Regions from separate parts of the Mus musculus genome. Here region 2 is linked to region 1. A link is a loop called in an ENCODE intact Hi-C map of the cell type or tissue named here. Cell type or tissue: gastrocnemius. All regions are shown on one strand. Links, peaks and the distances in the headings refer to the core of each region. The heading gives the core; the rest is flanking DNA.

The links. Hi-C counts contacts between places; a loop is a spot of excess contacts. Peaks named below come from ENCODE experiments on the same cell type or tissue, not always from the same donor. Only the 100,000 strongest peaks of a DNase experiment are listed, where the experiment ranks them.
Region 2: it touches region 1 in a loop (1.9-fold over the local background); 2 of 42 quality-filtered maps call a loop at or near these places.

Annotation. Positions count from the first base shown.
Region 1 is chr15:97,111,191-97,123,625 of GRCm38, reverse strand. No RefSeq gene overlaps it. Among named protein-coding and RNA genes, the nearest start is that of Gm32733, 9.6 kb to the right of the region's middle. In gastrocnemius, for the core only: no CTCF peak of the experiment used is centred there; no DNase peak of the experiment used is centred there.
Region 2 is chr15:97,059,723-97,072,157 of GRCm38, reverse strand. The region is part of intron 1 of Gm32840 (a long non-coding RNA gene); the gene reads right to left. It overlaps Gm32789 (a long non-coding RNA gene), which reads right to left and starts at 4,971. Exons shown (of 4, transcript XR_875625.1): 1 at 4,898-4,971; 2 at 3,464-3,592; 3 at 3,140-3,244; 4 at 2,838-3,034. In gastrocnemius, for the core only: no CTCF peak of the experiment used is centred there; no DNase peak of the experiment used is centred there.

The DNA of each region.
Region 1 (12,435 bases), core at 2,267-10,266:
ACGATAATAATTTTACCTTGGAGTTATTATTTGCTAAATCCAGGGGCTCTTCCTCTGGCACGGCAGTCTTTGCCCAGTCATCCGGTAAAGTTGGCTACGAACCAGCTAATGGCTATTATTGACTTTAGAAAGGGGAAGCAGGCAATCTTGCCTCTGGTAACAATCACTCTAATTTGTCCAAATTTGTCTACAGAGTTGGACAATGTCTATAGTCATGGAAAATGTCAAGATTCTCTCCCAAGTGCAGGAAATTCTAACTTCTTTGACCAATAGCAGAATTACACTCTCTACAAATTCTGATGGGTTGCTCCGTAACGGAGCCCGGAGCACACGTGGTAAGATTATGACACACAGTGAAAAGTCACACAGGCAGACATCCTGAAAGTCTTTAATAAAGTTCACAGATAGAACCACGTCTGTACAAGCCTGCTTTTATGTGGACTCCAAACTATTTTCATTTATTTTCTGTTAATTTTCCAAGTGAACAAAATAACGGGATTCATGATACCATTGTCTGCATACATACGTGTGGTTCCTGGTGGAAATACTGCATGTTTTTAGGTTAGTGATTGTTTTCTATTGCATTTTCTTCCTTGGTTTAAGTATAAAGTACCTCCCCTTGGAGAAGGAAGGATGGGCAAAAGGCACACAAGGTAGAAATGATTCTAAGAACTACTATATGCCATTCCCTAATGTGAGACTCAATGCAGTGTTAAATTTAGACTGTGGTTGTGATGTGTGATGTCTTTGAGAGGGTCCCTGGGAAACTAGGAGAGAGATGTGCGCTGAAGGGAGAGAGAGATAGTTCATGTGGGCGTCGATGATGTCCCCCAGCCCCCACGGGGCAGGCAGAGTGAGGAGAGAAGGAAAGGGGGGATTCCTAGATCATGGCCAGAGAAGATTCTGTGTGGTTGGAGGAAAGCTGAGAACCTGACATGCTATTAAATTCAGCAGGGGAGAGAATGTTGAAGGGCAAGCCTGAGGTCCTGAGGGTCCATCCTGAGATCTGACAGGAATGGCCTGAGGAGTGGCCTCAGGATCAGTAATGAAGAGCTTGTGGTCACGCTGGCCAACAGTGTCCCCACCAGCAAGCTCATGCAGCCAGAGCAGTGTATGGGAAGGAAGGGAGCAAATGACAAGGGCACATGGTGTCAGGGAAAGCCATGACCTTCCCACAGACCTTCCCACATTCCTGGCATGTCACAGGGGTGAGAAAGAAACTAGCAAGCTCTCTGGTCTGGTTCTCACGGAGAGCCTACGAAGGTGACGCAGAGGCAAGCGGAAGGTTTTCAGAGGTAGACGTGTAAGGAGAATATTTAAAATACTGGAAACCACCCAGTTAGAGGTATAACTGGGACAGTGTGTTTTCATCAGCACATTAGAAAAATTAGGTAAGGTTTAGCCCAGGCACTCAAGAAAGGGAACTCTGTACACAGGAAACTTGAAGATGGAGCCCTGTGACTCGGTGTCCTTCCGTGTCATTTAAAGACCTCCCAGTCCATCTCATCTTCAGAGCCCTTAACAGCACCACAATACAAACACATCATCCAGATTCTCTTCTCACACAGCTGAACATGTCAAGACGCTCCCACGCCGGAGCACCGATCTCATTGAAACTCCCTTTGAGGCAGCCTTGGGAGCTCTTACGATTTATTCCAGCCTCTACTAACTTGCCTTTCCATCTACATATCCATGGGGGCAGAGACTGGGAACCACCTAATACAGTGTGCAACATATATATATGTGCAAATATATATATATATAACATATATATTTTAATTATTTATTTATTTATTATGTATACAGCATCCTGCCTGCCGGCCAGAAGAGGGCACCTGATCTCATTACAGATGGTTGTGAGCCACCACGTGGTTGCTCAGAACTGAACTCAGGACCTCAGTGTTCTTAACTTCTGAGCCACCCCTCTAGCCCCCATACATCAATTTTATTTGGGTTGAGTTCCTTGGGACAAGTCCAATCTTTGTCTCTTCAGGGCATCTCCGACATCTTGTCTTTTTTTCTCGACCACTTGACAAGCTACCAACAGCAAACAGGAGCAGACACCAGCAGGCAGAACAGCCACACCCCTTTCTTTTCCCAAGCGCAACCTTTTCTCTCCGGGTTCTGGCATTCGTTCCCTCTGCAGAACCCTCAGTTAAACTATCCCAGGTTGGCAAAGATCGCGCCCCTCCCAGATCTTGCACTGGAAGCACCCAGAGCAACTAGTCGGCTGCTGGGGACAATCTGAAGCAGCCCCATATATCACACCTGGGATTAAAACAAAAATGTGTTTCCATAACGTAAGTGGGATTTTTTAAGACACCAGAAATCTCACTCCAGTGGGTGGAGCGGTTCTCTTTGCTCTCATTGGCTGTCGTCCTCGGTATCTCTCTTCTGATTTCATATCACTCAGTTTCCAGCCTTTTCAACATTTCAGATTTTTTTTTTGAAAACTTTCATTTATGTTTGTCCTCTCTGTCATTAAAGTTTATTTTTGAAAATAATCTATGAAAACATCAATAAAGAAGAAGGAGGAGGAGGAGGAAGAAGAGGAGGAGGAGAGAGATTCTTGATTGTACATCTGAACATGGGTTTACATACATACATAAAAGTACTCCATCTACTGTGGGAGGTGACACACGCCTTTAATCGCAGGGGCAGAAGCAGGCAGATATCCGGGAGGGCTGGTCTACAGAGAGAGTTTCAGGACAGCCAGGGCTACATAGAGAAACCCTGTCTGTGGGTGACGTCTGAAGTAGCTGTTTGGTTTTCTAAAGCAAAATATTGCAGACTATGCGGCTTATGAGCAAGAGATCTTTATTTCTCAACATTCTAGAGGCCATGGAGTCTGAATGTGCTGAAATATCAGGGGCTTATTTCTTACATAATATGTCTTTACTTTCCTGCCTTGGTGGAAGGGGCATGCTACCTCTATGGTGTCTCTTAGTAGGCCATTTATCCCGCCTGTGAGGACAGGATTCTTATGGCCTATTATCTTCTAACTCATTGATTGCCTGATGCTCCCATCATGAAGGTCAGGATTTCAGCATGTGAATTTCAGAGTGTTCGGCCTGTCATATTCTTCCCATGATCCCCAAATTTCATGTTTTTGTCCCAGCAGCCTTAAAAGTATTAACTCATTCCAACATCCGATCAAAACCCAAAGTCCACAATCTCTGCTATCATGTCAGTCAGACGTGAGTGAGACAAATGGGGGTTTGGTTTGGATCTGAAGCACACTTCAGCTACGAATGTGTGAAACCAACCGTGCTGCCCGTTTCCAAACTACAATGACAGGAGAGGCCAAGGACAGAAGGTCCCATTCCCCACAGGAAGGAAGAAAGGAGGGGCCAGATCCCCTAAAGACCAAACCTCACTTTTCATGAAGTGTCTTGTTTGGCTCTGTACTCTGTTTTCTAGGGCCCCTGGACCTATCCCTGTGCTAGGTCCCTGTCCCACGGCTTTGGGCAGCTGGCCTCCTGCAGCAGCTGGGCCAGGTTCTCATGATGTAGCAGTTATGAAGAAGCAAGGAAAATAATGTTATGGTTGGGGAGGTCACACAACACGAGGAACTGTATCAAAGGGTCACAACACTGGGGCGGTTGAGAGCCGACGCTTTAAAGACTTTGAAAGGTATTCTCTGAGAAGACTAAAGGTTTCTCTATGGTCCCTTCTCCTCCACATTCACTGTCTTTTCTATCCTCTCCTCTCTCACCTCATTTCTTTCTTCTCTCCTAAATCTGACTGAAATTGCCTTTTATTCATGGCAATAGAGACCTTTTCTAATATGCACCAAAGACATTGCCAGGCATCACCATTACCCAGTTCTAGAGCCTTCTCCACATTTTTAGGTATTTGTTACATCATCCGTACATTTCTTAGTAGCAATTTTCTGTCTTAATCTGCGTGAGTTGCTATAATGAAATAGGCTGGGAGGCTTACAAGTAACATCAAGCCATTTCTCACAGGTCTTTGGTAGAGTTGGTACCTGGTGAGGACATCTCTTCACTGCCCTCACATAGCAGAAGGCTGAGGGATTCTGGGGCCCTTTGGTCATGACATCACCCACATGACTCATCACTTATCAAAGGCCCTGCCTTCTTGTTCTGCCATCTTGAAAGTTTAGACTTTTGCATGGGTTGGGAAAAAAAGGAAGAAACATTGAGATGATGTCAGTGGGGGGAACTGAGATCATGGGTCTCTTGCCTTTTATAGGGGGGTAGAGGGGGAGGGGGAGAGAGAGAGAGAGAGAGAGAGAGAGAGAGAGAGAGAGAGAGAGAGAGAGAATTTGACTGAATTAATTGTAGAAAACTAAGGATTCCAAAATTGTGGGTGTTGCTTGCCAACATAACCAGGTGGGGAACTCAGTCAGTTTTGCAGATGTTCAAACTCAAAATTTCAAATATTCCCATATGTGGAAATAGCCAGAGATGAGGGATTTTTTTCTTCTTCTTCATTTTGTGCCTGGGTCTTTTGGCAGGACTATGGCCCCACCTGCCAAGTTTGTGAGCCCAAAACCTTATTTATTATGAAAAGTTACTGGGCAAGAGTCATCCCCAGCTCATCCGTGGAACAACAGATTGCTTGCAGGGTTTCTCTTCCACCCTACCTCCATTCCCCGGGGGACTCTGCCTGACCCTGGTGTGCACCCAGCTTTTCTCCTTCCCTTGGACACTCCTAGCCCCCCTAACCCTATTCCCATTCCCTCTTGTCACCCCCCAATACATAGAAACACTTTTCACCTGGGACCCACAGTGACCACACCTGGCAGGGAAGGTGAATTGCTCTGTCCTTCTGTCCTTCACTACCTCTCTCTCTCTCTCTGCCCCACCCCCACCCCCAACCTCAACCCTATAGCAATAAGCTTACTGCTGCCCCTATTCCTTCCTCAACGCCATCATTGGAGACCCTGACTAATTTTTCCAACTCAGGGTCTTCTTCAGTCTTCCACCCATGTTTCCACGGATTATTCTTTGCTTTACTGAAACCTCCTTCCCACTTCCCACCACACCATAAGCTCCCCGGTGACACAACCTCTTGGTGTGGATAGGATCTCTAAGGTCTTTCCTGATGCCTCTCTCATCCTTTTCCTCCACTGCTCTCTGCTACCCACAGGCCTGCAAAAGCACTCTCTGTGTGGCCACCAAGAGCCATCACACTCTCCTAAGATCCCGAGAGGGCAGCAGAAATCAAGGAACAGGGTAAAAGTATCTTTTATTCACCAGATGAAAATGTTGTCTAGGAGGCTTACTGATGAATTAAGCTCACCCTTTCTAGCTCTTTCTGAATTCCGAATGGCTGGTTCAACTCAGCTGTTCTGGCTCAAACTCTTCTCCAAAACTCATCTCAAACTAGGACACAAAGCAAAAGTCCCAACAGTTATAAGAAAACTCAAATAACACCCTGCATCCTATCTGGATATGAAGGATTAATGCTGGTTATTAACAACAATGGAAGATATTCAAATTCATAGGAACTGAACTACTCATTACTGAATGGAGAAGGGATCAAGGCAGAAACTGAGAAGGGAATTTAAAACAGTTTAGAATTGGATGAAAATTAAAATACAACATACCCAAGCCTATGGGACACAATGAAGGCAGCTATAGCTCATAGCACTAAGTTGCCTACATTAGAAGAAGAAGAAGGAGGAGGAGGAGGAGGAGGAGGAGGAGGAGGAGAGGAAGAGGAAGAGGAAGAAGAGGAAGAGGAAGGGGAAGGGAGGAGCAAGAGGAAGAGAAGGAGAAAAGAAAAGAAGAGGAAAGATTTCATACTAACAACTCAATGGCACACTTGAAAAGTCTAGAGCAAATGGAAAAATTACCACCCAAAATGAATAAATGGTAAGAAATGAACTCAAGGCTGAAATAGCATAGACAGATCAATAAATGTAATTCACCATATAAACACACTGAAAGACAAAACCACAGGATCATCTATTAGATGCAGAAAAGGCCTTTGACAGAATCCAACATCTCATTATAATAAAAGTCCTGGAGAGACTAGGAATACAAGGGACATGACTCAGTATAATAAAGGCAATATACAACATGCCCACAGTCAACATTAACTTAAAGGGAGGAGAAACTCAAAGCATGTCCACTAAAATCAGGATCAAGACAACAGATATTCAGTATAGGACTTGACATCTTAGCAAGAACAGTAGGATGACAGAAGGAGAACAGGGGATACAAATTCCTTCCTTCCTTCCTTCCTTCCTTCCTTCCTTCCTTCCTTCCTTCCTTCCTTCCTTCCTTCTTGCCTTCCTTCCTTCCTTCCTTCTTGCCTGCCTCTCTCTCTCTCTCTTTCTTAATTTTTCTTTCTCTTTTTCATTCATTCATTCATTCATTCATTCATTCATTCATTCATTCATTCTCTGCTTTGAGAAACTGTTTCGCTGTGTAGCCCTGGCTGTCCTAGAATGTAGACCATGCTAGCCTCAAAGTCAGAGATCTGCTTACTGAGTGCTAATATTAAAAGTGTACACCACCACCCTCTAGCGTACAGATATCTTTATATATGATTTTATATACAATGGACTGTCAAAACTCCACCAAGAAACTTTTACAGCTGATAAACACTTTCATTGAATTAGCAATTAGATACAAAATTAACACAAAACCCAGTAGCCTTCTTATATACAAATGGCAAACAGACAGAGAGACAAATCAGGGAACAACACCTCTCACAACAGCCTTAAAGAGTACAATATTTCATTGCAACCCTAACACACAACTGAAAGCCTTGTATAATAAAAACATGAAGACATTTGAAGAAAGAAGCTGAAGACAATATTAGAAGATGGAGATATCTCCATGCTCATGGGTTGGTAGGATTAATACGGTGGACATGGCTCTCCTACCATAAGCTATCTACAGATTCAATGCAATCCCTATCAAAAGTCCGATACAATTATTCACAGAAATTGAAAGAACTCTTTTCGTCTTGTTTGGGAAACACAAAAAGCTCTGAGGGGAGGGGCTTGATGAAGACACCCCAGTTTGGACTGAGTGTTCCGAGGTCTCTCACACTTTTGTGGCAAAAGATATCTAGCTGGGGCTTTGTCGCCACCTTTATTTGGTGATTTCACTTATATCTTTCATGTAGGTATATATTTCAAATAGTTTTTACTGTAGTAGGTCTCCATATGACTTGTCAAATGACCCTTGCTGTTAGCTGTCCCTCCCTCCCTCACCCTTACCCATCTCTTCCTAACCCTTCTTTTTTAAATCCTCCCACCCCAGTCTTCCCTGTCCCTAAATATTCTGCTTCCTCTTCCTTCCTCTCCTCCCCCTCACCCCCTACCCCTACCCCTAACCGTTGTGGTTATATAGATCGTAGTATAACCATTGAAGGATTAAAAGCTAACATCAACACAAGCACATACAGATCACATTTGTCTTCTTGAATAAGAATGATTTTTTTTATATACAATGGACTGTCAAAACTCCACCAAGAGTTTATTTTATTTTTCTAGCTTCATTAATTGACTGTGATTTTACTTTTTTATTTTATTTTTATGATTTTTGTTTATAAAATGGAATGATGTTCTATTGTGTAAGCATAACACATGTGTATTATCTAGTCTTCTGCTGGGACATCTAGGCTGTTTCCAGTTTCTGGCTGTGCTGAAGAGCAGCAATGTACGTGGCTGTCCAAGTGTCTCTGATATAGGACGTAGAGTCCCTTGGGCGCATGCTATCCCGTGAGTGGGATAGCTGGATCTTAAGGTAGACATATTCCAAGCCTCCTCCACCACACTGAGTTCCATAGTGGATGAACAAGATACCTTCTGCTACAAACTGCACCAGGAATAGGTCGCATATACTTGAGTTGTTTGCCAGAGGGGGTCCAGTGGAAATCCCCAAACTCATACCATGGCCAAGGCTATTGGTGGCTCTCCATAGCTGATCAGTAAACATGGAGAATTTGAGCTGGTAACTAACTAGAGCAGTGACCCTTGGCGGCAGTGGGAGGAATGGGGAGAGGGTGCTGAAAGACCCTTTCACAGGGTTCACATATCAGATACCTACCTATTAGATATTTGCATTATGATTCATAACAGTAGCAAAATTACAGTTAAGAGGTAGCAACAAAAAGTAATTTTATTCTTGGGGAAGTCACTACAACATGAGGAGCTGTGTTAAAAGGCCACAGCATTCGGAAGGTTGAGGACCCCTGAACTAAAGCCTTCACCCCTCCTGACTAGTCTTCAGGGTACTGAAAGGTGCTTTGCATTCTTCCAGAGGAGAAAGGAAAGCAGCAACCCAACTTAAGCCCTGAAATCTACAATGGTAGCCTGCATGTGTCATATGCTAGTGTAATGGCAGCAGAAATGTGGAGGCAACCAGCCAGGATTTGACGGGATTTATGGTTCATTCCATGAGATAGAACCCACGCCTGACCTGTTCCAGCATCCAAGAACCAGAAACTAGATAGGCCACCACCTGCAGGAAACTATTACTATTCTTCTTCTAGAAGAATGTAGCTATAAAATGACTCCTAATAACACTGGGCTATATCCATAGAGCAGTGTCCCACTTAGCCATTCTCAGAGACATTTCCTCTTGCAACAGATGAAAATCAATACAGAGACTCACAACTGGAAAATGTGCAGAGAGTGAGAGACCTTGGAACACTCAGTCTCAAAGCGGGTGTCTTCATCCAACCCCTCTCCTCAGGGCTCAGGGAACTGTGCAGAAGAGGAGATTAACAGACTGTAAGAGCCAGGGGAGATGGATCATCTAAGAAAACTGTGTCTTCCAGATGCAGCAGGACTGCGCACATATGAACTCACAGAGACTGCAGCAGTATACACAGGGCCTGCACAGGTCCAAACCAGAGAGGTCCCTCTGGTGAGAATGGAAAGTTGACATGCGCTCCCATCACTAAGCAAGAAGCTATCCTCAACTGACATCTACTTACAAAGGAAAAGTTTGTTTTCTCCAATGGAGTCTCACTGGGCATTCAAACCACACTGGAGGCCGGTCCCTGTGCTCAGCAGTCGATGGCCAACACAAGGCCAGCTCAGTGGCTTTTTAGGAGATTATTTTTCGTGTAACACTATCTTGGTGCAGTTTTGGTATAGTCTTGCTTGTGTGATGTGGTCCCTGACTTTGTGCTTTTAAAGCTTTTGCTTTGTGTAGGTTGTGTGCTCTTGTGTGTTTCTTATGCTCTTTCTTTCGTTTAATTAACTAATTAAAATTTCTTTGTCCGTTTATTTTCTAAAGAGAGAGAGAAAGAAGGAGTGGAGTTGGGTGGGTGAAGGGATGGAAGGACTTGGAAGAGATGAAGGAGGGAAAACAATCAGAATTTAAAACAAGAAAATTATGTGTGGTTTTTTTTTAAAGCTCTACACAAAGAGACTGCAGTAGACAAAGCTTCTGTATGTGTCACAGATGAACCCTGCTCTCTTTCCTGGAGAAGAGGAAGGTGTGCTGAAGGCAAGACTCCACCATCGAAATTTAGGCAAAGGGTCCGAGAGCAATGACTAAGTATATAAAGCTAGCTTTGGTTATAGATATGTAAATTCAATCTTGTGTGCGTTAAAGTGGCAAAAATAATTTTTGCATTGCAAAAGAATCCGTGTGTTATTCCTTTGAGGAAGTAATTGTGAAAATTGTCTGCTCTTTTTAATTCCACTGGCCCTTAGGCCAATAGGAATTAATACACTCCTCACCAGATATATTCGTTGAACTGGTCCACTTAGAAAACGTCACTTTTTCTCAAATTATTTTCTGAGGTAAAGGATTTCTATAACCAGACTTTTTTTTTTCTGTTTCCTTCTGTTTAAAGCTAAAGCATATCATTCCATTATCATGACATCATATAACAAGTTATCATATAACAACATTCCATTATCATGATATATAACAAGCAAAGTTTACGGCTACACATTAAAAATAATTCTCAAAGAATCCATGAGTAGTAGTGCTTTTCATTGTCAAATAAGCAACCAGTGTTGATAGCACCCCTGTGACTGGAGTAGAAATGGAGACACAAAGAGACTAAGAAATTTGCTTGATGCATACATTGCAGAAGATGGCCTTGTCATGCATCAATGGGAGGAGAGGTCCTTGGTCCTATGAAGGCTCAATAGATGCCCCAGTGGGTGGAGGAACGCCCTCATAGAAGTAAGGTGAGGGAGGATGGGATGGGGGGTTTCGGGGAGGGGGACCAGGAAAGGGGATAACATTTGAAATGTAAATAAAGAAAATACATAATAATAATAATAATAATAATAATGATAATGATAATGATAATGATAATGATAATAATAATAAATCTGCTTGAACTCACTCGGTTCCTTCTGAATGGCAGCTTGGACTTAAAGCCTAAGTTGCCCACGATCTTAAGCAAGCTCTGCAGTCACCAGCCATGGCTGCTCTGATACGCAATCAGTTTACAAACACTTTTGTTGTTGTTCATACTTGGATGAACAGTGACAGTGTTATATGTGTCTGGTAGTCAACCAAATCTATTCAAGAGTCTAATTTATGAATGCCTGAATGTGGACTGTGGGTGTGCTTGCACACACATGTAACGTTTGGTCCTGAGTCAATAACCATAAAGTATAACTTGTGTTTGAAGGCTGAGCCTTGCCAAATTCCCTGCATCTGTAATAACAAGGCCTGGAATGCTTTGTTAAGCCTCCGGGCCCACTCCTCCCCTCCTCTCTAATCCCTTACCACATAAGGGGATGACTGTCCCAATGTCCCATTTCTAGATGCCCACCAAGTCCTAACTCCCATCACTTCTGCACTGGAAAGACCTTTATGCTATCTCGTCGTTCTTACGAATCTGCTGCACACTGATTCTATGCGCATCTTTCCAAAGCGTGCTGAGCATCACGTTAAATCACTGTGGAACTGGAGAGACGGCTCAGCCGGTAACAGCAGTGCTTGCGGCTCAAACACGGAGACCTAAGTTTAGATCGGAGCGTGATATAAAAAGCCAGGTGTGTCCCAGGGCTTGTCACCCAAGTGCCTTGTGGGGGAAATGTAGGAGGGTCACCGGGGCTCACTGGAGGTAATGAGAAACCTTGTCTCAAAGAAATAAGGCAGAAGCCGGGCAGTGGTGGCGCATGCCTTTAATCCCAGCACTTGGGAGGCAGAAGCAGGCGTATTTCTGAGTTCGAGGCCAGCCTGGTCTACAGAGTGAGTTTCAGGACAGACAGGGCTATGCAGAGAAACCCTGTCTTGAAAAACCAAAAAGAAAAAAAAAAAGTAAAGAAAGAAAAAAAAATAAGGCGGAGAGTGATAGAGGTGTACGTTGCCTCTGAATGTGCTCACAGGTCCACACATGTGTTTGCAGAATCACACATGCGCGCGCGCACACACACACACACACACACACACACACGAGATTTTTTACATTGGACCCTACATTTTCTAACAAAACTTAATGCTGTTCTGTTTGGATGGTATCCCTGAATCCCGTTTTCTCTCTGTGCATCTTTGGTCTTGTTCACCATAAACACTCGCCACCCCATGTGATCTGGAATATTATCAGCCCCTACTCGGGGCTCTCGCTGCTGAGCTCTCAGCCGCGCCAGTGTATGAAGTACAAGGCTCTGCTTCTGCTTCCGCTTTCCTGTGGGTCAGTACCCGCTCTACCTTCCAAACAAAGCCCTTGCTGAAATTTAACTGTCAGTGTGAGAGTAATGGGTGGGGACATGAGAATGTGGACCAGGCTTTGCTTTGCCATGTGTTTAATGTTATACAGGGTTTAAGATACCCAGAGTTCATTCTCTCTTCTCTCTCTCTCTGTCTCTCTGTCTCTGTCTCTGTGTGTCTCTCTCTGTCTCTCTGTCTCTCTCTCCCACCCCCTTCCACTGTGCTGATGTAGAATAAAGGCTTTTGCCAGATGCTGATGTCTTAATCTTTTTAGCCTCTAGAGCTGAGAGGAAATGAATTTCTGTCCTTTATAAATCACCCAGTTTCAGGCTTTTTTTTTTTTTTTAATAGCAGCTCTAAATGGATTCAGACAGTGGCCAACATGTGTTCCAGATTTGTTCAAAGACCTTTGCAGAGCTTTTCCTGACACTGCCAGCCTTACTGCCATTGCTGGGAGGATGGCTGCCTCCTCTTACGTTATTCACTAAGACTCTCCCTGTGCAGCAGAGCCTAGTTTGTACCTTTAGTTTCTCCAGCACCAGCCCCTCGACCCCCCAGCATCTAGCACACAGTAGGTCCTGCACAGATGCTGCTGGGGAAACTTGTAACAAACTCAGGACACACATCTTGGAACAGCTGCCCTGCCTTCGTTTAGCACTTCTACTTTCTGACTCACTGTTTTTCCCTTTCTACTGTTTTATCCCCATCTCCTTGTCCAGCATGATGCTGGAGGTTCTTGGGTTACTCCAAAAAAAAAAAAAACAAAACAAAACAAAAACAAAAAACCGCACTTGGGATCCGCTGGAAGTGAACGGAATCT
Region 2 (12,435 bases), core at 1,497-9,496, 51 kb after region 1:
TATGAGTTTAAGGAACTTAGAAATTCACCTATGGCCGGGCGGTGGTGGCTCATGCCTTTAATCCCAGCACTTGGGAGGAAGAGGCAGGTGGATTTCTGAGTTTGAGGCCAGCCTGGTCTACAAAGTGAGTTCCAGGACAGCCAGGGCTACACAGAGAAACCCTGTCTCAAAAAACAAAAAAAAAAAAAAACCAAGAAATTCACCTATGTATCTATAATGAGCATCCCATTTCTTCTTTCCTCTCCTCTTTCTCCTACCTGTTTGACCCCCAGCTAATTTATTATTATTATTATTATTATTATTATTATTATTATTATTATTACTCTGTATTAACTTGTCTTTGTAGTAAATTCATAGGATGAAGGAGGATAGAAATGCGTATAGAGGATATTATATTAATCATATTTCTCAATTCAAGTTCTCTTCATCCCTTACTGGGGTTCTGAGTTGCTGTCTGGAAAAATAAAAAGCTGTATAAAGCTTTTCTCCCAACCACTTTCTTTGTGCTGTTTTGCCAAACATATTATTTTTCTGTGTGTTTTTAAATATACAGACTATGTTTTATACAGGATTATACAGAATAAACAACATCAAAGATATTGTTACTACTGTCTTTTAGTCAGCTAAGAAAGTATAAATATGTATTTACGCTGTCCTTTGAAGGTGCACAATTAAGCCCAGTATCCAAGTGTAGAATGTATGTGGGGGTGGGCCTTGCATTGAAATTTTAGTGTTTTGGGCAGTAATTACTCACTTAATTCCCTGGCAATGTCTTTATTTCACCTTTGCTTTTGAAAGCTACTTTGTTTGAACATTAAAATCCTGGTTGAAATCTTTGTCCTTTGAGAACTCTGGCTGTGCATTGCTGGCTCTGGGTACCCCTTGCTTCAGGTATACAACAACGGGCTCCTTGCTCTCCCCACCCCTTTCAAGCTTCTAGGATTCTTTTGAAAACCGTGATATATGTTCATGTATTCCCTACACTAATCTTAGCGGCCTGGAGTTAAAGGGTCCTGGCTTTTATTAATATTTTGAAGTTGTCAGTCATAATTCGTCCAAGTATTTTTCTGTTTCGTTCCTGTCCTTGGTACTCAGTTACACGTGTGCTTGCTTAGTGGTGCCCCGCTTGTCCCCGAGATTCTGGTCATGTTTCCTCCCACCCACATACCCCCACATACCATCCTATGGTATCTTTATCACCATACGGCATAATCTTTACCATCAATTATCAGGCTTACAATTCTTTACTTGGCCTGTTTGAACCAACTGTTGAAATCTATTGACTTTTTGATTCCTGTCCTCAGACCTCCTGCCTTCCAATTCCCAGTCCCTTTCAGAGGTTTACATCTTTGCATTTATAATTTCTCTTTCCTGAGCCGTGGCTACTGTCTCTATCTGTTTCTTCATTCCTCTTAGTCAAGAGGCTGGAATGTGATTGTTTCAACTTTTTGTCACACAGTCTCCTCTAGTCCTTTGGATACATTTGCGACTGGACTGTTCAAGTCTTTGCCGATGTACAGGAAGCCACATGGAGCTGTGCTGAGAACTGTTCCCTCTTCTTCTCCTCATGTATTTCTCATACTTTGTCTTTGCAGAGCTCAGAACTTATTTCTGCTAAGCTGGAGATTTCAGGTGGTGGCTTAGGACAGTATCGAGGCTGCAACCAATTAAAATCACCAGCGTAGCCGGTCTTGAAGAAGCATCCTGATTGTCTTGATTGGATGTGGAGAGACCCACCTAGACTGTGGGTGGTACCTTCTGAGAGTCCCGGTGAAAAGGGTGTGGAAGAAAGACGTCATCACTCCTTTGGCTTCTCAGCCTTCCCTCTTGCCACCAAGCCAGTCTGCCCCTTTGCTGCTGCGGACTGAACAATCCCAACCCCCACCACAGTTGTCAGCCAGCCTCCCTCTACTCAGAAGCAGCCATGGTGGGACTACTCGGCTGCTGAGGAACCCAGCCTCCAGGATTGACTATCTTACCAGGTTCTTGGCTCTCAGGTCTGACTCTGCTGTTGTTACTATGTTAACGCTGATTAATCAATTTTTAAATTTGTATTAAGTGTATTAAATATCATTAAACACAAATGTATGAAATTCTATATCTATCTATCCCACTAGTTTTGACCCTCTAGAGAACACAGCACTGTCCCCTTTCACGTGGTTTGCTCATTTGTGTAGTGACTTGGGTGGACCTTTTGGGTGTGTTCTGTGTTCACTTGCAACAAATAAGAATCACCTGTGTAGACAGTCTTACTTGAAGACGCATCCTGGTTGCCTTGATTGGATGTAGGAGACCCACCTGGATTGTGGGTGGTACCTTCTGAGAGTCCGTGCAGCGTAAGCTCTGACTCATTTCTACAGACACCATGTTGGGAATATGGGCACCATGTTGATCGCACATCCACCCTGGGATGGGATGGTTTTCACAGAGCTCTCTTTGTCTCTTTCCCCATCAACCTGTGAAGTTGTCTGCCCAGCTGATATCAATCACACCCAGGTGTTAGACTTCTCTAAGGTGCGGCTGGAGGCTCAAGTTTGACAACACCCAGAGCAGACCTTGTTGCACACGCTCAAGTTGTATTTAGAATGGAAGTCTTTGAAGCCGACTTTTGAGGGTTATTTAACCAGGGAAGCTCTGTCTTAGCTTTCCCTTCTCCGAGAAAACCATCAGGTCTAGAGTTTAACATGTTGCATTCACGTATCTACCTCTCTGCCACATAAGCCCACGTAACCACGTAAGCCCCAACTCCCACTGCTCCTGAGAGTAGGAGTCAAACTTCTCTGAAGTGTATTTTGGAGATTTTTAAATTTTTATTTTATGTTAAGAATGTTTTGCCTTCCTGTACGGAAGTGTACTGCGTGCCTAGTGCCTGTAGAAACCGGAAGAGGGCGCCGGATCAGCAGGAACTGGAGTTACGGAGGGCGTGACCATCAGGTAAGGGCTAGGAACCATTCCTGACCGTCCATAGGAGCTGCCCCAGAGTGTGGCAGGTCCTCAGTCTTCTAGTGGCCCGAAGGCTCCCGTCAGGCCCCACCTGTTAACGTTAGAAGAGGCCTTGACACGGGCTTTTAAAAGACATTTCCAAATCTAAACTCAAGCAGCCGCCATAGTTTTATTGCCGTAGATGGTCAACACCCACCTGCTACCATGTGGTTAAATCATCCAAGAGGAGAATGCTCACAGTTGATCAGTGGATCTTTGGATCTGTGGGTCCGTGGATCTGTGAATCCGTGGGTCTGTGGATCTGTGGGTCAGATGCTTTATAAGGCCAAAGTGAATTGTCCCTCTTGAATACGTTTGTAGACAGAATAAACAGGAGGTTTTATTTTAAACTACTAAATTTGGAAACACAGAAGTGTCTTACTAGGTAGCCACAGAAAGTAAGAATATTTAAGAAACTCATTCACTCCACACCCCGCATGGCTCTTCATGAACCACCTTTCCTTAGCTCTTCCGTCCTCACCCTTCTTCGTTTATCTGAAGCAGCTGTACAGAGCAGGAGCTCAGAGGGAATCCGAGGATGAAGATGATATGGTACGTCGGCCATATCTACTGCTACATCATGGGTGGCTGCCGAGTGGCTTGCCTTTCTCTGGAATTGCAGAGATGGGTGAATACTGATGATTACCAAGGAAGATTATAACCACTTCCGCCAAAGAATAACCAAGAAAGGAAAAATCATATGTCCTCCGCAAAGAAAACCAGGAAAACAAGATCGTAGTTTGATTTCTTGTTTGTCAACAGGTTCCAATGGCCTCTAAGAGCACAGCACTTATGAATTATAAAGTCACACCTGCTAACGAACGGTGTGAACGGTGTGACTTTAGGTTAGTCTGATTCTCACAGACCTTATTTTCTTCACCTGTAAATGATGGGCTGAGCAGGAATTGTTTCCAAGACTGCTTCCTGCTCCAGTGTGTACACTTTTTGAAAAAAATACCACTAGCTCCATCACTAGCGAATTAAGTGGATATCTGCAGGCTGTGTGCTGAAATTAAAAGGATAAAAGAGATGTGGTCTCTTAATGAGTTCATAGTTATTAGTGATACATAGGTAAGTAACCATGATGGCTTAAAACATGATGTTAAATATGCACAGAACTAATTATAGATATGATCCAGTTGTTTGCTCATGTCTCCCAGGAATAGTGTCATACAACAAGAGCCGGTCCCCAGGAGCTCACTTTATAACAGTCGTTCCCATAATAGCCTGCTAACTATACCTGTCTCAGAGAATTAATCTGCCTGTCACACAACCTCCCCCTGAGAGTCTCCTCTCACAATGGCTCTGCTGGGTACCAGGTTTCCAGCACATGAAATCTGGGGAACACACTTGAGCAAAGAGTCACCAGTCTTGTTACTATAAATTATTGCCTTCTGCCTTGTGAAGCAAGCCTTCTTTCCTTCCCGGGCTTTACAGACATGTGCTCTGGAAGTCTTTATCAGCTTTATACTGTGTTGAAATTGTTCCTGATCCACACTGTATCTTGGATGACAGTCCACAGGAGTTGAACCTCTGAAATGCTCTGCAGAGCACGCAAGCAGTTCAACAGGCGGGAAACTGTCTTTCCCAGGCAGTCCAGCTGGTCTGAGCCAGACAGCTCAAAACTGCCTCTTGCAAGTAGCCCCGTGTTTCTTCTAGGCAGCTCGTCTAGTCTGAGAGTGTCTCTGAGAAGTCTTTACTGCTTCTAGGCTTGGGTGGAGGGCTTTAGTGTATCTGGTCAGTTTCAGAGACTTCCTATTGAGCGATTGAGATGGTTATGTCCTGACCTTAAGCAGCTTCCCTGTAGGATTGGAATCTCTCTCTCTCTCTCTCTTTCTCTCTCTCTCTCTCTCTCTCTCTCTCTCTCTCACACACACACACACACACACACACTTAGAACATCATATTGCTTTACCTCCCTTCTAAAAATATTCTTCATCTCGAGCTTTTTTCCAAAGCGGAAGGTTTTCATCTCAGAGGAAGTTGCTATGCAGCAGCTCTGTTTTGTTGCAGGACATCCCCTGCCACTCTGAGCCTTATCTGGATGACCCTCACAAAAAGTCAATACTATCGGACTTCCCAGACTTCCACAACTATGAGCTAAGTAAACATTTTAAAAAATCTAGTCTGTGGTATTTAGCCGTAGCATCAGAAAAAGGACTAAAACACCATGCACTTATGATACGCAAGCTACCATTTTATTGTATGTTAGGTATTTTTAAATTCTATACATGACAGCCCCGTGAGGTACATTATTGGCACCCTAGGTTTATTGCTAAGAGCCTGTAGGACAACTTGCTTAGGTAGTAAGTGATGGGACCAAGAGTGGGCCCAGGCTGTACTCCCCTGAGCCCCGTGCTAGTGAGTTTAGATGAAGGGTCTCCAGGATGGTCATATTCGAGGAGGTTCCTTTTAAGTTAGGAGATGAATATACTTGGTTTAAAAGCAAGGGGGAGGGAGATGTTTAAAACATTAAAGTCATTGTGATATGACAGATAGTGTTAAAGGATTATGTGGGGTTCTGTGTGGGTCTCTGTTCATCTCAAAAATGAAGGCCAACAAAGGCCAAGACTCATGAACCAGGTCATTATAAAATCAGTCACATAGGAGGTACCCAGGCATCTCTTGATGGTACCCACGTGCTGCTAGCTTGTAGGTACTTGTGCTATTTAGTATCATCAAAGATGGAAAGAAAGGATGTGCGTTAAAGCACCCTGGGAGGGACAAACTACAGGAATCCATTATTATTATTATCATCTGTAAGTGGTTCAGACTAGAAAAAAAAGATGTCTCCACCACAAGCATTCCTTTACCTTTCCAGCATCATAAATGGGCTCCCCTTTCACCCCTGTTCTGTGTCTCTTACTTTCACACTCCGTCATCATGGTGACAAAGCTTTTCCCATGTGTATAGTTCCATTGTCAGATCATTAAGAGATCGATCCTGAGATCTGAAGAGTCCTGGTTTTAGTCTGAAGACGTCTGGGTGTGTGTCACAAGAGACAGAAAGCATTCCTTGGGCTGGGAACCCAAAGTTGCATCCTGTTCTGCTGTCGTTTGATGGGAAAGAAGCAGGCGCCCTGTCTTAGTGGAGCCTCCTCTGTCTGGAGACGACCCAGCTGCGCCTCTCCACATTCAGGATTCCTCCGGTTCCATACTGGCCCGAAGAAAACCTTCCTCTAGCTCAGGAGAGTACAGCACTTGGATGCACAACTTTATCCTCAGTTCACCTCTACTTGGTGTGACTCAGGGTATCTATCTATCACTCATGGCTGCCAGGCTCATAGGCAGTGGGCTCGTCCATCATGTTTGTGCTGGGATTCCAGTAGAAAAAAAGTCCCCTGCTGAAGACAGGTTTATGGAATACGTGTGAAACTCCATCTGTTTACTTTGCAAAGCAGAAGGTAAAAGCAGACCACCTTGTTGATGCCTCAGGCCCTTCCTCTCCCCTCCAGTGTGAGAGGCAGCCTTAGTACTTTCCCACAGAAGCAGGTCGCTGAGAAGACAGCTTGAGAATTCCCTCCACAGGGTTGGGGCACTTTACTGCATAAGGCTGGGTACTTTATTACACGTTATCAATAGGACAGACCTCCAGATAACCTCTTAGTACAAAATCATGAGATTTTACTCCAAGGCCTTAAGAGTGGGAACCATTGCTCCTTGGAAGCTAACCTAAAAGTCTTGAGGAAGAAAAAAAAAATTACTCTCCTATTCCCCATAGTGTGATATACCCTAGCCCAGCATGGACTCAATAGAAAGCTCGCTAGCAGCATGGGGCTTGGATCTTGCAGCTGTGATCTCAGCCGTAGCCCCTTTCTCTCCTTTATACCAGTAAGTTTCTGTCTTTCCCTTACATGGAAAGCACTTGTGGAGGGAGGGGGTTGGGCAGAGGGAAGGAGAGGGTGGAGGAGGCAGAGAAACAAGGAACTGAAAGGTCTGTCCTCCCTAAAACTTCAGCAGCCTTCCAGGTCATGGCAACTTGGGAGGAAACTTGGAAATCCCTGCACGTGGAAAGATGGTCCTGTCCATTCCCCCAATATTTGATTTGCTGTGCTCAATGAGAAGCGAGAATATAGGAAGAGAAACTTAGATGACCAAAACTGGTCTGCTGGTGTTTTGGGGACATTCTGGGTGTCCCCTTTAGACATGCTCAAAAACTAATTGAAAGTGCTTTAAAAGTGCACCTAGGTTGAAAATTTTGCATATCTGTGTTTATAAGTAAAATGATGTTGTTATGTCTTTCTATACCATATAAAACCACCATCATCTATTTTGTACACCATATAAAAATACCAGCCTACATTCACTTTGAGCTTAGATACAGGAAAAGTGTTATGTATTAGAATAACTAGGCAGTACAGAGTCTTAAGTGGTATTTGAACACTTAAAACACTGTTATTGGCCAGGCAGTGGTGCCGCACGCCTTTAATCCTAGCACTTGGGAGGAAGAGGCAGGTAGATTTCTGAGTTCGAGGCCAGCCTGGTCTACAGAGTGAGTTCCAGGACAGCCAGGGCTACACAGAGAAATCCTGTCTCGAAAAACCAAACCAAACCAAACCAAACAAAAGAAAAAAACCACCAACCCCCCCCCCAAAAAAACCAACCAACCAACCAAAAAAAAAAAAAACCCACATACAAAAAAAAAACAAAACAAAAACAAACAAAAATGACTGTTATTGAAATTTGAATGACAATGTGCTAATAAAATTTCAGTTTTCATGAAGTATCTCCAATATGAAGTTGTTCTAACCAAAGTTCACTTAGTCATTTAACATCTTCCACATTATCCTGTCTCTTCTGTTTGTTGTTGAAACAGGCAAAAACAATGCACACTAATTTCATTGACTATATAACACAGCCGTTCTCGGAAAGGGAAAATGGAAATGAGCACTTTCGTTGCAACTAATCAGGGTTCTGTTTCCTTCAAGGTCATTTCCTCCTTGGGCTGACGTCACGAGAGGCAATCTTCCCTGCAGTGTGCTCGGGTCATGACTTGCACTGGCGGTGGCAGTTGGACAGCTGGACGTTATGGCTCCCACCGCGCTCGGACAGGCTCCCTCTCCACTCAAAGCTGCCTCTTGAAGTTATCAAAAAAAAAGAAAGAAAGAAAGAAAGAAAGAAAGAAAGAAAGAAAGAAAGAAAGAAAGAGAAAGAAAGAAAGAAAGAAAGAAAGAAAGAAAGAAAGAAAGAAAGAAAGAAAGAAAGAAAGAAAGAAAGAAAGAAAGAGAAAAGAACAGTGCCACCTCAGGCTAGGTGAACCCCACCTTCAGGGCTCCCTCCTTGAGTCACTTGGATTCTCAGAGTTGACAGTGGGTTACTTTCTTCATAGTTTTCCTTTGTCCAAATCCTTTCTCTGTAGCTTGCCCTGGACCCAAGTATTCTTGGAGGTACCAGTATCCTCCCCTCGACCCCTGTTTCCAATGCCGTAATCTGAGGGCCGTATGAGGAAACACTCAGGTACAACATTCCTCCCCTGTCTCACTCCACCCACTGGAACTTCTGAGTTCATCCTAGAGGCCCCTAAGTCATACCCCATGCTAGAGCCTGCAGCTCACTTATACATAGCACGATATCACCAGACCCTTCTGGTTCAGTGTCTGCCTCCACCCTAGTTCTCGTCCCCTTAAATTTACTTCCTCAGGGGATGAGCCTGATCTAGATACTTCTATTCTTAATGGTAACAAGAGCCACTTAAAAGCCTGCTACAGTTTGTTTGTTGCTGGGGGCTCCCATACAGACTTTAATTCCTTAGGCCTACGGCAAGAATAAGGAGTGTCTTACCCTCGCATTCAGTCAGGGAGAGAGCCTGCTTTTCAGAACTGTGACTTGTTCAGGCCAGTTGGCTCCAGCCTGTTGAGTGAAATTGGTGGATCTGTCTCAGGAGGCTCTGTGACAGCTTAGTGAGAAACAGAAGGATTTTTTTTTTTAGCACTCGTAAACAGGAATGAACCCCCAAACACCAAGAGCCCAGTTAAACCTTGGTCAGTCATTATGATTGTGAGGGTCTTTGGGAAGGACTAAAGCGGACTTCCCAAACAGGCCCCTGGCAATAGGAGAAGTTCAAGAGGTAAAGATGGTTTCCAAGTTTGATGGTGCTTTAGGTCAGCAGTTCTCAACATTCTTAATGCCGCAACCTTCTGATACAGCTCCTTGTGTTGGTGCTACTTTTAAGAATCATGACTTAAACATCTGACATGCAGGATACTGACATGCCACGCCTATGAAATGGTTGTTCGACCCACAAAGGGGTTGAGACCTACATGTTGAGAAAGGCCTGCCTTGGTTTGATGGTGGTGTGGTAGTGTATGTAACTAAAATACAGACTCAAAGGCCACAGTTCAAATCATTAGTCAAGCAACTCCTTCAGGATGGAGTCCTGGGGTTTTACTTCACTGAGTGGTCTAGATGACCTCCGTTTGCCCTGTCAACGGTTGGAGACCATAGTGTTTTGTACATTTCTTCCCCAGCTGTTTGAAATTCCATAGAGATTCATTTATTTTGTGGTCTATAAAGCGATCTTATTTTGCTGTGGTAAGTTACAGGCTTTCCTCAGAAAGCAGCCTTCTCCTAATGTCAGACAACATCAGCTACAGCAACTGTGCTTTGGGGAAGGTTATGTTAGGTGTGTTCAGAAATATCCTCCATGAGGCAGTTTCTGTCACATCCCTTCCTGTCTACTCTTTAACCTGGGTCTCTCAGCTGTCTCTTTCCTTAGCACACCTAATTTCACACACCTCTACTACACTGCAGGTGCTCTAGGACAAAGGTGACTTATTTGTTTCTGTCTTAGACAGTCCCCAAATTGTTACTTAATCAACAGCAGGACCTTGATCTGTTTGCCACTGAGTGTCAGTGGGTCTCATGCCTTGCCTCTCAGCAGGTTCTGTACAGAGAAGAGGGCTCTATACAGAGAGAGAGAGAGATGAGAAGGTGAGATCATAAGACTGCCATCTTCCGCAGGGTGAGAGAAAGCTAAAGACATCACACAGGTATCTGCGTGGCTGTGTTTTTCCCCCACTAGGGTCTACCCTATAGGGGCAGAGCCTCGTCTCCATCAGGAGAGTTTGTAGGCCTCCAGGATATATATCTTTTCAAGGCTTGCTCCGTAGGAAGGAGATCAGGAAAAGAAGTCTCGATGGGCTTTGGTACTGGTGGTACCTTATGGCTGCCTGCCCTAAATATTCAATCTACCTAAAAAAAAGCGAGTTTGTGATAAGATGGCAAAGGGGTGGCTTTGTTTTGGGGTTAGAGATTCCATATCTGGGCAGCATAAAGCAGGCCATTTATTTTCATGTTTCTTCCTTTTTCTCTGCCCTGCAACACGAGGGTCTCTGTAAACACCAGAGCCGGCAGAGTAAGGATCCATGTGAGGTGAGAAAGAAATTAGTTCAGAGAGATTCAGTAGCTGGTGTTGGTTCAAACCTCTGAACAACAGCTTTCAGACCCTGTGGGTGGGGGTCGAGTGACCCTTTCATGTGGCTTGCTGAAGACCACCAGAAAACACAGATGTTTACATTATAATTCATAACAGTAGCAAAATTATAGTTATAAAGTAGCAATGAAATGATTTTATGGTTGGGGGTCACCATGACCCAAGGAACTGTATTAAATGGTTGGGAGCTACTGCTCTAGAGTCTGACACTGGATAGCTGATTTCAGGCATTTTTAAGCACAGTCCAATTTGGGGGGGAAAATTTCCTGGTATAGCGCAATCCCATGTGCGTGAGGAGGCATAATTTCAAAACTTCTCAAAGTGCGTGTTATTTCTGGCATGAAGACGGGTAGATGGGCTCCAAAGGTAGATTTCATCTTAAGAGCCTAGAGGAGGTCTCAGTCATGCATTTAGTACAGAGGTCATCTGGGCCACTAATCACCTCCAGTCCCAGCTGTGGGAGCTTAGGGGGAGCCAGGTATGATCTGGCCCTACAGATAGCACGGAGGTTGCCAGGTGATCGGCCACCTCCATCCCCAGCCTTTAGGGCAGAAAACAGGTTATACGTCTTTTTCCAGGCAGCCCTGCATGTGTTTAACATTCCTGGTCTCCCTAGCGCTATCTGTGATCAAAACCTTTGTGCTCCCAACATTCTTTCGTTCCCTCCCTTTGTCCCCTGGTGTGTGGTGTGCGGTGTGTGGTTTGCAGTGTGCTTTGTGTGTGCGTGTATGTGTTGGCCAGAGGTCAATCTCCGGTGTGTTCTCAATTCCACGCTACCTTATTTTTTTTAGATAGCATTTCCCATTCAATGTAGAGCTTACAAAATTCAGTTGTACTGGATGACCAGCAAACCCCAGGCTCCTCCTGTCTTTTGGGCTCCCCTACATTGGGCTTCCAAGCGATGCCTGCTCTCTCATTGTGGGTTTTCAGGATGAGGCAAACACTTTCCCCGCTGAGCCATCTCCCTGGGCGTGGAATAAACTTTCTCACCTTGAAAGAGTGGATAGGATAGTGACTAGGCATGCTGGGATTGGTACAGGCCATTTAAGCTAAGTTAGGGCAGTGTCCCAACGTCACATTTCATTGGAAGTACTTCTCTACCAAACGGCAATCAAAGCTGTGTGAAGGGTGTGTGTAGCCAAAGAGTAGGATTCTGTATCGTCAGATCATCTCAAAGGGAGAGCCTGGGAGGCCGAGGGATGAGTTTATAGAGAGAAGGAAGACTCAAATGGATGAGGACACTTGGGATTATAGTCAGACACCAAAACTTCAGCCATCTTGACACTTGCTGATCCGGTCCGTTGAATAGGAATGGTCAAGTTTACCTGCTCGGACTCCCCCACTAGTTACTACGAATGCAATGGACAGCGCGAACATTGGTTTCGTTACAAGCTATAAGCTGAGCCACGAGCTGAGGTATGACTTTGTCCTTTACTCATTAAATATTGCAGGATCTTGCAACACATCTTTCCTAACGCACAGCATGCTGCAATATGCCAGCACGGGTTTAAGAACAGTCGTGGGCCTGACCATCAATCACAGTTTCAAATCGACCCTCTCATGTTTCCGCTTGCTTGTTTAAGGTTTAGAGGAGTTCTCCCTCTGCTCTGCATGTCTCGCCCTTCTTAAAACTGGGACACCCAAGGTCTCCGCATCAGACCAAATTCAGCCAGGCTCTCTCCAGGTAGGCTTCTTATAGCTACCAAACCACCCCCGAACTCCCTGTAGTCCGTTGAGGTAAAAAGTTGTTCTTCCCTTACTTTTCACATCAATAGAAGATTCTCTATCAGGAAGAACCCTAACCCTGCCCCCTCCCAGCAACCCCGCATACGTACACCAGTGAGATCATTTCCCCTCAGATGGCAAAGAGAATGACCTGACAGTGAACTATGATGCTCAGGGTGACGAGGCCACCCAGGCAGCCTGACAGGAAGGCAGAAATGAAACCAGAGTCTCTCTTTTACCGAATTTGGAAACACTCGCTTGCCAGGCTCTGGGGAGAGTAAGGAGAGGGCGCCTGAA